Regions from separate parts of the Homo sapiens genome. Here region 1 is linked to region 2. A link is an interaction called in ENCODE POLR2A ChIA-PET data of the cell type or tissue named here. Cell type or tissue: B cell. All regions are shown on one strand. Links, peaks and the distances in the headings refer to the core of each region. The heading gives the core; the rest is flanking DNA. Region 1 has its middle 8.1 kb from the start of DLX2. Region 2 overlaps GORASP2 (golgi reassembly stacking protein 2).

Region 1 (8,581 bases), core at 2,105-7,104, 1.1 Mb before region 2:
ATGGCCAGGCTCGGCACCCCAGCCGCCGCGGGGGACCTCCTGTCAGGGACCTGAGCTCTGCAGCAGCCTGAGGGTCGGAACCCTACTTTGAACCTTCCCCTCCGTTTGTCCCACCGCCCTTCGGGACTGAACTGAGAGCTCTGTGAGTCACCCTCGGGAGGCATGGCTGGCTGCTCTGGAATGCAAGCCGACCCCAACGACACGGGGCCGTGCTCGAGCGCGCGCAAACACACAATCACACACTGAGCACACTGTCACAGGCCCATCTATACTAGCACACACTCACCCATACTGATACACACTCTCACAGTCACACTCATGCTCAAATATTCTCAGGCGCACACACAATGACACACACTCGAACACCGTCACATCACACACTCATACTCCATCACACTCTTACAACACTGACACACGAAGTCATGCACACTCGCATTCATACCCTTACACACTGATAGACAAACTCACATATGCACACTCATGTATACTTACTCACAGACTTATATACACTGGTATGAGAGTGGCATCTTTCCACTTCATACTCTTGGTGGGGGGGATGTCCACACACCACTGGGCTCTGCTTTCTACCTTGGGCCCCACACAACCAGCTTACAACTTTGGAGGTGACCCTGCTTTCTGGCATTCCCTACAAAGGCCAGGGGTTGGTGGTTAATGAAGGTCCCTGAAAGTGCTAGGGCCTTTCCCTGAAAGTGCTAGGGCCCGCAGTTGGAAGCTTCCTGGCTTCAATCACTGACTGTGTGACCTTGGGGAACCCATTTAACCACCCTGTGTTACAGTTTGCAGATCTGTAAGATAGGAGAAATATTAACAGCTATAGCTTGCAGTTGTGAGCATTTAATGAGGCAACAGTGTAACAGTGCCTGGCACATGGTAACAACTCACTAAATTATATCTATTTAATATTTAGTATTACTGTTTTTTCACTACCCCCAGAGAGGGGTATGAAACCCACAGTTACCCAGAGGCTTTCCAACTTCACTTTGTGTGGAAGAGCAACATCCTGGGGCTGGGAAAGCCCCTTCCTACCTGGGGTTTGAACCTCAGCCATGCCCTCTGAAGGGATTCTCCCCTACTGCAGAGGGGCTGGGTGCCAGCCACAGAGCCCCGCCTGCCAGGTCCAGGCTTCGTCTCCTCTAGGATGAGGCCATCTGTGCTGTGTGTCTTCAACTTATCTGCCAAAACCAGACACGGGGCGGAGGTGACTTTCTGGGCTCAGTGGCATCATCCTGAGGAGAATCATGACTTTTCTGAGCAGATTGCTTTGGGGCCTTCTCTGAGTCTGGTTTACAACCATGCGGTCCAGAGAGTTGCGGCTTTGGAAAAAGCAGGGGGGCTACACGATCCAGTGTCCCATTGCATTTTTGCATTGTTTTCCCAGGCTAGGGAGGCCTGGGTTGAAGCCCATTGACCTATGATCCTGGGTTTCCCTAAGCAACCGCTGCCTGGCAGACCCCCATCCCTGTCCACCACCCGCACCCCAGCTCCAAATTCTGTGGGTTTTGTTTCTTTTTTTTTTGTTTTTTTTTTCTTTTTAGTGCCACTAACTGGTGCCAGCCTTCCTCCTGAGGGTGACTGTGCCCTCCCCTCCTTTGCACGCACTCCCCTCCCTCCTCCCGAAACCAGCGGGGAGAGACGGGCAGTAAATTGGCTGGTGTCGAGGATCTGCAGCAGACAAGATGATTAAGAGGCCTACGCTGGAGAGCCCGGGGCAGGGAATGTCAGCCCAAGTTGGAATCACGCAACAGGCCTTGGCATGAGCCAAGCCTGGGAGTCGGGAGGGCGGGAGCTCCCAGCTCCGGGGTGGGCTGAGGCCCCACAGACTCGCCGGAGTCACCTTACCCGGCACCCAGTGACGACAGGGTCGGGCCGGGCCACGGTGTGCCTTTCCCCAGGGAGCCTGCGAAGCCGAGAGCAGGAGGGTGAAGGGGCCAGAGGAAGGGGGTGTTTCCGCAGACCACGAGAAGGGCAAAGAGAAGGGGTTGCAAGGACGCGCCCAGGTCCCAGAAATGAGGGGGCGGAAAGGGGGAGGGGTAGGCAAGGGAGGAAACAAAGCCTGGCTCCTGGAGGCGGGGGCCGGCTCCAGCCCCGCCGGGGGCGACGCGCTGGCAAGCCTTTCTCACAGTCTCCCGGCCCGCCCGGAGACGCGGAGTCCTGTGATCAGCCCGCCGCCGCGCAGACACGCTCCCCCCGTGCTCTACTGAGCTCCCCAAAGCGCGAATGAAAAATGGAAATGGGAAGCAGCGATCTCGGCTCTCTACGCTGGGAAACTAGCAGTGCTCAGAACACACATAAATCTCCATTGTAATCTCCTTCCAATTGCTCGCGTGAAATATCAGGCCAGAGACAGGATATGACAAGCGCTGGGAAGCAGGGGGAGGGAAGCTGAAGAGTGAGGGGTGCACGGCCCTCTCCGCTCCACCCTCTGGCAGGGCTCTCCCAACTCAGGCAGAACGCGGGCACTGAGCTCCAGGGCCAACTGCCTGCCGCCCAGGTACTCCCGCGCCCCCCGCCCCTTCAATCCCCTTCTCCCCCCAACCCCGGTGCACGCTCTGCCCACAGCCACCTCGCCCCAGCACGGCGCTCCGCTGGGCGCAGACCCCCCTCCGGCTGCGCGGAATTCCCGCCGCCGGCCCCGAGACTCCGGGATGGGAAGGGCAGAAAAGAGAGAGAATGGATCCCAGGCCTCACCAGCCCTGCTGCAATGTGGGACCGTTTAGGAGGCTTCCCCTAGGCCTTCTTTCAGGATCACTTGTGAAAATTGTGAATATCCGCCCTGTGTAACGATCCCAGACTGATGGAGCGAATTTGGGAGAAATACCGGTTTGGTGGAGGCGGAGAGAGCGGGGGAAGACTGGAACTTTGTTTACAAACAGTTCAGTGGTAGAAGACGAGGGGCAGAAGAGGCGGGTGCAAAGAGAAGCTCTGAAGTGGTCCCCTCCGCCCAAGAGAACAATGTCCGGGAGCAAGAAGCCCCGTCCCCTCTCAAAAAGTCGTTCTTACGGGCAGTAAAACTCGAGTGCAACTCCCCCACTCCTGGCGTCCCCCGAACTCGCTCAAAAGTCAAAAGCCCGCTCCTTTCCCTCCATGGAACAGCGACCACCAGTGGCTTTAACCTGTTTAGGGTCGGAGACTCCTTTGAGAATTAAGCTACAGATCCTCTCCTCCTCCAAAAATACAGATAGGTCCTTTCCCTTCGAATTCAACTTTGGGGTCCAGGAATCCTAGAAGCTGTAGGATGGGGCGCTATCCTGGGGGCCGCGTTACTTCCAGCCTTGGCGCTAGGGCACTAGGTCCTGCGGGGACTGGCGGCCTCTAGCAGGATCCTAACACCCAAAGCAGCCCCAGGGAAGCCTCCCCCGGCCGACCTTTCCCTTCCCTCCCCACCCAGGATCTGCCAGGCACGCCGCCGCCAGCCCACACCACCCCCGCCCCCACACACACCAGTGAAGGCGGATGCTGAGGCCCCACATCCCTTCGATCTCCCTTCCCCCCCCGCGGGAGTTCCCCTCGCGGGGACGGGTTTGGCAGTGATTGCCGCATTACAAGATGTTACATTCCGCCCTGCGGCCTGATGCTGGGCGGGGCGGGGAGACTGTGTTTCAGGAAAAGAAAGTGCAGGCAGGTCTTGGAGGAGCAGCTCGGCGCCTCCACGCCAAGAACGCAGACAGCCTCCAGACAGACCTTTCTTCCCTCGGCCTCTCCGGCTCCCCCACTAGTCCTCCCGGGCCAGAGCGCACAAGCTGCAGTGTCCCGGCAGTTTGCGGGCTGCGTGGCAGCGCTCCGAAAGAGGCCCTTTTGGGGAGGGTCCCCAGTCGAGTCGGGTCCCGGGCTAGGAGATGGGGGCCGAGGGTCGGGTGCCGAGTGGGAGAAGGTGCAGAACCGGCCCACGAGGCGGGTCGGGGGTGCTGGGCAGAGGATTACAACTTCGGGGCAGGAGAAGCGAGGGCGAAAGGACTGGACTTGGAGCACGCTCGGGTGACCCCGGGGGACAGACTGGGGCCCGCACGGAGCAAACGTGGCAGGCTGCCCACGCTGCCGCTTCTCCGTCCCGATTGTGGTCCAGGAGTCTCGGACACCCGGGAGGTGAAATCATCGCACCCGGAACAATGGGGACTTCTGGCCGGAGAACCGGACTGAGGCACTGCAGCTCCGAGCGGTGGCCGCGCTCCAGTCGGCTTCTCCCGCCGGGCGCCACCGCGCTCCCCGCTCGGGGGGCAGCCCCCGCCCCGCCCCCTCCCTCCGCGGGTCTGGCCTCGGCTTCTTAAAGTCGCAGGGTGTCTCGGTTCCCGAGAGAAGCGCCGCCCAAGTGGGAAGTGAATGTTTGGGAGGTGGGGGGACGCTATCTCCAGGCGGTAGAGACAAAAGAAGAGCCTAGGCGGTCGCGGGGCGGGACAGTCCGACCCTCCGCTCCTACCTTCCACGTCCCACCTTCCCAAAACTGCCCTGGGCATCTCCCGAGATGCTCCCCGCCTGGCACCGACAGCACAGTCAGCCAGCTCCCCCATCATCCCGCCCCCCCGCCCCCTGGGCCCGGTCTGCCCATCCCGGGGCCCGGCCCGGCTGCACTGTGGAGGGGTTTGCCAGAATCCGGGAATGGGGCCGAAGGAAGGAGGAGGGGGGAACAGGAAAGAAAAAGAAAGGAGGAGGTGGCAGGAGGGGGTATCCGGTTCAGTCACTTTCTCAGTTGCTGCTTTTAGGGTGGGGAGCCCCTCGGGGCCTCCCGGGCATTCAACTGGGGAGAGCAGGTACGCGGGGAAAAGGATTCTCTCCTCGGCACGTTCACGGGAGGACAGTGAAAATTTGCCTTGGGTGGCCAATTTCCTCATTCGCCCCTATTAAAAGAAAAAGCCCAAGAAATTCAATTAAAGCCACCCTGGCCAATGCTCTATTTGAGGCATGAATGTCTCCCCTAAAGCTGCAGCAATCATGTGGCATTAGACACTTCCGGAATCCTATAGCCAACCTGAAAAATCCCAGACCCCCTTTTTCCCTAATTTTTGCTCTGATCTGTAATTTTATCCACATTTGCACTAGTTTGAGCATTCTGGCTCTCCCATCTGAAAGCCTGCAATTACTATATAATTCTTCGCAATTTCAGATGTCCTAATATGGACTGTAATTTTTGCGCAAGACAATTTCCTGCTATTTCAAGCATCAACATTGTCAAAGTTGTATGTACATAATAAATGGGAATATCAATGCATAGTTTTTAGCATAACATCTTGACTCCTCGATAATTATATCCGTTCGGAGCCTACGCAGAATTAGCCTGAATTGCATGGTAACTGCTGCTGCTTTAAAATTTTTAAAAATTACTCATAATTTTCCCAAAGATTACCAAGATCTCGAGTGCACAATGTCATCAGCGTAATGAAGAGTAAACATTTATGCTAATAATCTGCAATTTTTTTCATCAGCTATAAAGACAGAGGCTATATAGCCGAAAATTTCAGTCCTATTCTGCAAGCGCAGCGCTGCAAAAAGCCTGCGGCGCTCTGAGGCGCCTGGTCCTGGGGACCTCTTTCCACTCTTTACTCTCAAGATAGGAGGATGGGTCTGGGGGATTGTTTTTGGTTTTCTGGTTTTGTTTTACTCTGGTTTGGTCGGTTTTGTATTTTTCTATTTTTCCTTTTTTTCCCTTTTTTCTTTTTTGATTTTTCTTTCCCGTTATTCTCCCAGCCAAAAGCTACCTTCGACCCTTTTGATTTGATGTAGCAAAGAGTGTGTGTCCAGATTATCTGAAATTGACACTGAAGAAGGTAAGGGTGGAAACCGGTTTCATTTTTCAGAGGGTTGGAAGGCTGCGCTGCGCCCGCCGCCGTGGCTCCCGCTCCGGGAGTAGGAGGGTGGGGGAGTGATTATGTATGCACCAGCTAATTCTTCCATCAAAACTTCTTGTCAGCGATGTCAGGATTATTTTTTTCCTTTTTATAAAAACACTTGATGTTTCAGGAAGTGTTAATCCTCGAAGATTGGGGGATGAGGGAGGGGGTAGGAAAGCGGTGGGTGGGGGTGACATGTTTCTTGAGCCTGGGGAAGGCACTTTTTACAGCCGTTTGTCTGTCTACGCTGGAGCTAGGGGTTTGTTGTGGAGCTGGGGACCGGAGGAGGATTTCTTTGAGGCATGGGAGGGAAGGACCCTCGCCTTCTGTACTGCATTTGATGGAGGTTCCTATGGCCATGCGGGATGAAGAGCAGAAAAGTTTGCGTTAGCCTATAATTTCAAGGGTGTTTAATCCAGGCGGTGGGATGACAAAAACCAGGTAATTCTGAAATCAGTTTATAAAAGATACAGAAAGGAAGAGATGGATACCAGGATAAAGATTTAAAGCCAGGAAGCCTGGGTTGCTTCTTTGCTCCCAATTTTTCTTGATCTAGTATCTCGGGTTCCACATCCAGCGCACAGACCTACCTTTCCTGGGGTGACAGAAATTGACAATTTCTTCAAGGTGAAAGATTCAGTTAGTTTCTACATCAGATGACTCTCTATGAATAAATTCACACTTCTGTGCATATAGGTGGGGGGAATCTTAAAACTTCTTGTGGCTCTAAAAACTCGTACAGAATCAAGAAGGCTGAAGAGCTATTATATCTAACCCAGCCCAGGTGCAGATTTCCAGAAGAAAGAAATAAAAATAAAACATAATGATCAGAGAGGAAAAGCTGTGAACTATAAACGTTTCCAGTTTTATATTTTTAAATAGTGCCTCGATTTAAGATATGAGTTCTCCCACAATTAGATTACCACTCACAAGGCTACCCAGCCCCTCCAGGCTCCTGAAAGCCAAGACCAGTGAGGAGGGGGCTGGGGACTGTTGCTTCTCTCCCTACCCCTACCCCTTTTTAGAGCTAGTGTGGGTGAGAGAAGATATTAAAGGGATATCTGTTGTTTGGCAATTTTGCTAAGTCTGTCTTCATTACTTTGCTGCTGTGCATTTGCTAATTTGGAGGCCTGGCCATTGACAAGCTTGCTCCATACACCTGCAAGCAATTTGCCGGCTCCGGTACCAGAGAATTGCAGAGATGGCAGCTCGCACCTATTTGATTTTTTTTTTTCCTTTTCTCAATGCACAGCAAATTTGGCTTTCAGTGCGTTATCTCTTTTGTTAATGCAAAAAGATTCCCTGGGCGAAAAAATTGCTCATAATTACCAGAGAGATGGGGAAACTGCATTAGAATAAATAAACCTGAAATTACTGTAATTATGTTGTGTTTGATGGGCCCGGCTTGTAATCAAGAAGAGAATACAGTGAAATGATGCTGACCCTCTTGGGTTTGCAGCTGTACGCGCACTTTGGGGTCTTTTTTTGCAGAAAAGAGTCATTTTGATAATCATTAAGCTGTGTGTAACCTATTTCAGAAGTGTTTTAAAATGAGTTTCACATTTTTTGAACAAGGGAAAAAAATCCCAAAATTGCATTTTGCCATTACAGACTCATACATAAGGAAAGGTTGTGTTTTCTAAGTGACAATTGTTAAGACATAATATTCGAAATCAGTATTTAATCATTATAATGAGGTATTGTTTAAATATAACCACCTTTAGATTATTCATAGTTTAATTAATATACTCATTATGAAAATCTTTGAATCAGATATTTGATGAACTACTTGTCAGTAACAAGGCAGCATTAATTAGGCCTATATTGAGATTAACATTTTTAAAAAGTACAACCGCTTATAATTATAATAAAGCCTAACTAAAGACCGTTTTCGTTGAGCTAAAACTAATAATTTCTCTATTTGAACTGTTAGCAAGAGATTATTAAATTAGTATAAGCTAATATCTCAAAGTATTACAATCCGCTTGACCAAACAGATTTTGCCTGTAGCTTGAGGCATTGGGCCCTAGCTGCCGTCTGGGGGACCTGAGTCAGATGCCGGACAGAAATCTTCGCACTAGCAAAGTCACATCTCCTAGGGGAAATTGAACCTAGGAAGACCCCCTACCCCGCGCGGGAGCTGGGAAATTCATTCTTTCCTCAGCTTTGAGGCCCATCTGACTGCCCACATCCTGGTTTCTGAGGTCTGATCTCTCCCATCAGCGCTGGTTCTTCTAGGTGCTGCGGAGAAGTCCCAATCTCAGGCCTGGAAGGGGCTTGGAGGTCCCCGGCATCATTCCCCCACCCCCGACTACTTTCCCTGCTTCCATCACACCGCCTCCCCCCACCCCCAGCAGCCCCACCACTTCCTCCTCCCCTTCCCAAAGGGCGTCGGAAGAGCCTGGCGCATCTGATCTTTCACCAGCACCAATTGAAAAATGGGTGCTTGTCACAACACAGATCACTGCCTTCCGGGCTCTGCTCCCCACCGCGCGCCTGAAAAGACCCCCCAAAGGTGGAGGGCCAGCTCCCGCGGGCAGCAGCGCTGGAAGGCGAGTGCGGGAGAAGTAGGAACAGCGCTTGGCAGCCTGTCTGGGCCCGCAGCTCTCCGGGACTGCCTCGGCTCGGCTGCGAGATCTGGGGTGGGGGTTGGGGCTGGGCTGGGACGCAGGGCCACGAGAAGGGAACCAATCTGGTTCTAGTCCCTTGAAGCCCGTGTTCCTCTGGAGGAAACTAAT
Region 2 (5,000 bases), core at 1-5,000:
ATTGTGCTCCAGCCCAGAGAGCAAGACGCTGTCTCCAAACAAACAAACAAAACCCTGCAATTCTCACTGGACTGGGATTTAGAGAAATAAAGATTAAATAATTTATAGTGATCAATTATGGCCTTTCAGAGGTAGCTACATTTGAAAACAAGGTGCTTATTGGTCAAAGTAATTAAGTGGTAATAGACAATGCACTTGAGGCAACAGCAAGACCCTGGGCAAACTTAAAGACAGCCTAAGAATGAAATTAAGAGAAATAAGATTTAATAAATGAAATGTGGTCAGCCTCTGAGGAAGGAATAAAAACAGAAGCACAAAAAGACCAAATGCATGGTCAGAGGCAGACTGACGAAAATGTTCTGTATGGGCCTAGCTAATGCAATGGCCAACTGACAGTATTAAACACATCAAAAGAAAAAATGTCTTCCAAAGAATGTAGCCAAATTTAGTTAACATAATTAAAAATGAAAGAATATGTGATGTTCTTTGCTGTTGGTCTTCACTGTCCACAGAATCTCTTCCTCCAGTTTGATTCCATGCTCAGCAGGCACTCTTGTGGTACTAATCTGACCTGAGTATTCTTCTAACTAGAGAGGGGGTATTTTTCTATTGCAAACTGAAAATTTGTCATTCAAATATAGCAGCTTCTCTGCAAATGTAGTTTATATGAGGAAGTGCCTCTTGTAATGAATAAATTTTGAATGCCTCGAATAGATCCTATTTCTGGGCATTTACAAACCTGGGCAATGGACAATGATAATTTGATCAAGTATTGCCCCATATAGGCCAGACTCTTGGATGACACATCTATCTTACTTTTCTCAAACTGCAACAAGTTAGAATACTTGTGGCGAAACATTCAGCTGGAGAATCTCAGGTAGTGTGGGTAAAGATACTGTGAGCAAACGGAAGCTTTTCCTGCCTGCAGCAACTAAGTTATCCTTTTCCCAGCATGGGATTAGAACTTTTGAAAACATGTGGAATGTTTCCAAATTCTAGGCTTTTCTATAATTATGGCTTATGCGCAATAATTTCTCAATTAAAAAGAAATGCTGTTAGCTCTTAGGTTAGTAAAGAAAAGGACTATAGTATATATACTATGTTCCCTAGATATGTACTTTAAAAAAATTGGTTTCAATATTCTAGACTAGCTCTTCCCTTTTTTTTAAGAGGAGTCTTAAAATAAACCAGTAATTTCTTTCAAAATAAAAACAATCAATGTCTGCAACATATCTGACTGGTATGTTTAAGCAGTCATAACTTAGTCTAAAAAATGACCTTACCTGCCTTCTCCACCCCATGCAGAATTTGGTGTAATAATCACTTCTCGACAGTTATCAGTGTCTGTGTTGTACACATACAGTTTCAATGGTTTTGCTTCATGTGTTTCGATAAGGCTGAATAGATCTTCAGACTGCAAAAGTGTCACAGGAGAAAATGTTTCACGTTACCATACTTTGGAACAGTGTGTCTCAAACCTGGCTATCAGAATCACCTGAGAAATCTAAGAAAAAAATACAGATTCTGGGCCCTGCCCCAGACATAAAAATCACAAGCAGGTTTAATTCAATATATTAATTCAAGCAAAGCCTACTTACTACATACAAGGCTTTATGGCCAGTTCCTTAAGATCTAGTTGGCACTCTTAGTACAATTCTTTTACACCCGAGTTCTACATATTCTGCTTTTACTTCCCATTATTAAGACCTGGTTGTCTGGGCACCTCATTTCTCACTCTTTTTTTTTTCTTCTTTTTTTGAGACAGGGTCTCTCTAACTGTTGCCTGGGCTAGAGTGCAGTGGCATGATTTTGCCTCACTGCAGCCTCAACCTCTCAGGCTCAAGTGATCCTTCCACCTCAGCCTCCCAGGTAGCTGGGACTATAGGCATGCACCACCATGCCTGGCTAATTTTTGTATTTGTTGTAGAGACAAGGTCTCACTATGCTGCCCAGACTGGTCTCGAACTCCTGAGCTCAAGTAATTCTCCCATCTCGGCCTCCCAAAGTGCTGAGATTATGGGCATGAGCCACTGTGCCCAGCCTTTTCTCTCATTTTTGATTTAGCAATGTATACTTCCGCTAGCTAAGAGACAAGGAAAAGGATGTAATATAGCTGAGCTAATGCTGTCACTGAACAAAAAGGGGAAGAGAAAATGAAATCAATGAACAATTGAAAATGAGAATTTGATTTAGACTTCAGGTATGCAAAGATTTCTGTATATTACACATAAAATCTGTGCAATTGCCGCACAGTATGTGTTTTTCCTCACAGCTATACCTAATAAGACACCTACCAGATGTTCCATTTAACACCCTGAGGCTTAAGTTATTTTTGATCAGCAAAGACTGAAATTTTAACTCTAAATGCAAAGCATGCAAATATCTTTCTCAACTCAAACCTCAATGAGAAAATTTTATATAGTTCTCACTATGAATAAACACACGAATTACCTCATTCATGACTGTATCTGCTCCAATTATATAATCACTGTGTGGTCTAAGACCTGCCAGTGCTGCAGGAGAATTTGATTCCACCTCCTAGAATGACATAAACACACACCCTAAAATTAATATATATAAAATAATCTTCCAAGGTTTATAGTCCAATTTTTAATTATGTTGATTTTTTAAATCTGTATACTTCTGTCTTGCTAGAGATGTGTCAGATGTCAGAAACTACAGAATATATTTTAAACTTCTGAGCATAAAAATTACATAATATTTAACAAATATTTAAAATATTTTTGTAGCTATCTACTCTAACACATCTTATAATGAATAAATCATTAGAAAAAGTTCTTAAACTTGTACATTTGCTTCTCTTCCTCAACTTAAAAAAAAATTGATCCATACTTAAAAAGCAATGAACGCTGATTTTTGGCAAAAATTGCCTATTAATAATATCCTTACAATCTTATTAAGCCAGAAACAACCATTGTTAAAACATCTTTCCACACTGCTTCATGAACCTCCAGTAACAGTTCACAGTTGATACGTACCAGCACATGCCAAACATTTTCATTTGCCCCATCAAAGCTGCAGAAACGAATGCTCACTCCCAATAAGCCCTGGCCGCCCCACAGGTTACTTGGTGTGACTGAGGTCTCTCGCAGTTCCAATGTTTTGCTGCTATAGATAAGCATCTTTACAGGCTTTTCAACGTTTGCTTTCAGCAGATCCTTAAGAGTGTCATTGTCTTTATTCTGTGAACACATAGAAATCACATTCCTTAGTAAATAAAAATTTAATGTTAGCTTAAGCATCCTATGGCCCTATAAGAGTAATATTAATAATCAACATAAATAAAACATTCAACAAAGGTTTCACCAACATTTAAATTTTCTTCTATGTAAAAGAATGTCAAGAAATTAAGAACTCTTACGTTAGCAACAACTTGAAACTGACTTTTTTCTAATAGCTCATTATGGATTATGGAATTTGCAACCCAACATTATTTAGAATGATCTAGGGCTTCAATGTGTAAAAACAAAATATGCCATAAGAAGTCACATTACTAACGAAGTTGTGATGACTTTGATTATAAAAATCTAAAACATTTACTGGGGTTAACGTTTAATTTTGGACTCTATTTCTAAATACATGCTTTATTAAGAGCTGGATAGAAAAGAAAGTAGAAACAGCATATTAAATATTTCATTTCATAAACAAATAAAGGCCAGATGTTGGCCTTTATTTATATGTCAGAGATGTTGTAAGTAATGAACGAAAACTTAAGACTGTTACGAAAAATTAAACCAACCAAGTGGCTACTGTCCTAAGAATTTGCTGAGATTATATAATTTCTTTATCTTAGAACTTTATTATGGGTAAACTCTAAACAAGGTATAAAAAGTGGTTTTAATTTGGTACTTTGGAGCACATCTCTCTGTCTGGTTCTAATAACATTATTCATATATTGTGAAACTTAGCACCAAGAAAACTGACGAGTTTGAGAGAATGAGATGAGAGAATGAATCTTTCTAGTAATCCATTTGTCAACAACCAACAGAAGTCTGACATCTTTAAAAAGCAATCTTTTACATCTTAATTATTTCTTTCTGCTTATAAAAATTAAATATTTAACATATAAAAGACTCCACTGATTCTAGAGACTTCCCTAAGATAATCAGTGGAGCATAAGGTATAATATTATAGATATTTCAATGTTTATTAATACATGATTATTTCTATAAATTGGCATACTACACATAATGATTGTAACTAATAAATACCCATCTCAGGTCATCTGAAAAATTCCATTTTTGAGAGATTACAAATACTATAGACAAAACTACAGAAAGTTGAACTTACTAATCTTGAACCATTAATAGAAACAATAAAATCAAAGAAAGGCTCCAAACCAGCTCTGTGTCCTGGGGAATTTTCTTGTACCTGCGGAAACAAAAACGACAAAAATAAAAAATGTAAAGCTTAGGTGAAAATTGTAAGCCGAATCTCTCTTTTCAGTAAAAATAGACCAATTTCACTGATAATGAAATACAGTACACGCTAGTTCTCTCATTTCTCTTCATCTCTCCCAGATAATGCCCGTCCAGCTCCCTAAACTCTACCCATTCTTTAAGTTAATCTTCTATTTATATTTTTATTTTATTTCTTTGAGACAGACTCCACCTCTGTTGCCCAGGCTGGAATGCAGTGGCACAATCTCGGTTCACTGCAACCTCTGCCTCCCTGATTCAAGCGATTCTTGTGCCTCAGCCTCCCGAGTACCTGGGAGGACTATAGGTGCGTACCACCATGTCCAACTAATTTTTGTATTTTTTGTAGAGACAGGGTTTCGCCTTATTGCCCAGGCTGGTCCTGAACTCCTGGGCTCAAGGGATCCACCTGCCTCAACCTCCCAAAGTGCTGGGATTACAGGTGTGAGCCACTGCACCGGGCCTAGTTCATCTTCTATATGAGGTTTTCCCTCTGTGGTTCTATTTCTGCACCACTTTCTCCTTTTTTGGGAGAAAGGGGCTAATCCTCTCAGCAATTAG

What was found. ChIA-PET counts read pairs that join two places held together with the same protein. Peaks named below come from ENCODE experiments on the same cell type or tissue, not always from the same donor. Only the 100,000 strongest peaks of a DNase experiment are listed, where the experiment ranks them.
Region 1: POLR2A ChIA-PET joins it to region 2 with 5 read pairs; 1 of 35 experiments calls an interaction of 5 or more read pairs at or near these places.

Annotation. Positions count from the first base shown.
Region 1 is chr2:172,090,539-172,099,119 of GRCh38, reverse strand. No RefSeq gene overlaps it. Among named protein-coding and RNA genes, the nearest start is that of DLX2, 8.1 kb to the left of the region's middle. RefSeq lists a silencer at 1-7 and an enhancer at 6,796-7,969. In B cell, for the core only: no CTCF peak of the experiment used is centred there; DNase peaks (open chromatin) are centred at 2,199, 3,059, 3,579 and 5,059; H3K4me3 peaks cover 2,259 bases; H3K27me3 peaks cover 5,000 bases.
Region 2 is chr2:170,947,742-170,952,741 of GRCh38, reverse strand. GORASP2 (golgi reassembly stacking protein 2) reads right to left here. Exons shown (of 10, transcript NM_015530.5): 2 at 4,312-4,392; 3 at 3,000-3,203; 4 at 2,452-2,538; 5 at 1,284-1,414. Among named protein-coding and RNA genes, the nearest start is that of GORASP2, 21 kb to the right of the region's middle. In B cell, for the core only: no CTCF peak of the experiment used is centred there; a DNase peak (open chromatin) is centred at 2,121; H3K27ac peaks cover 1,297 bases.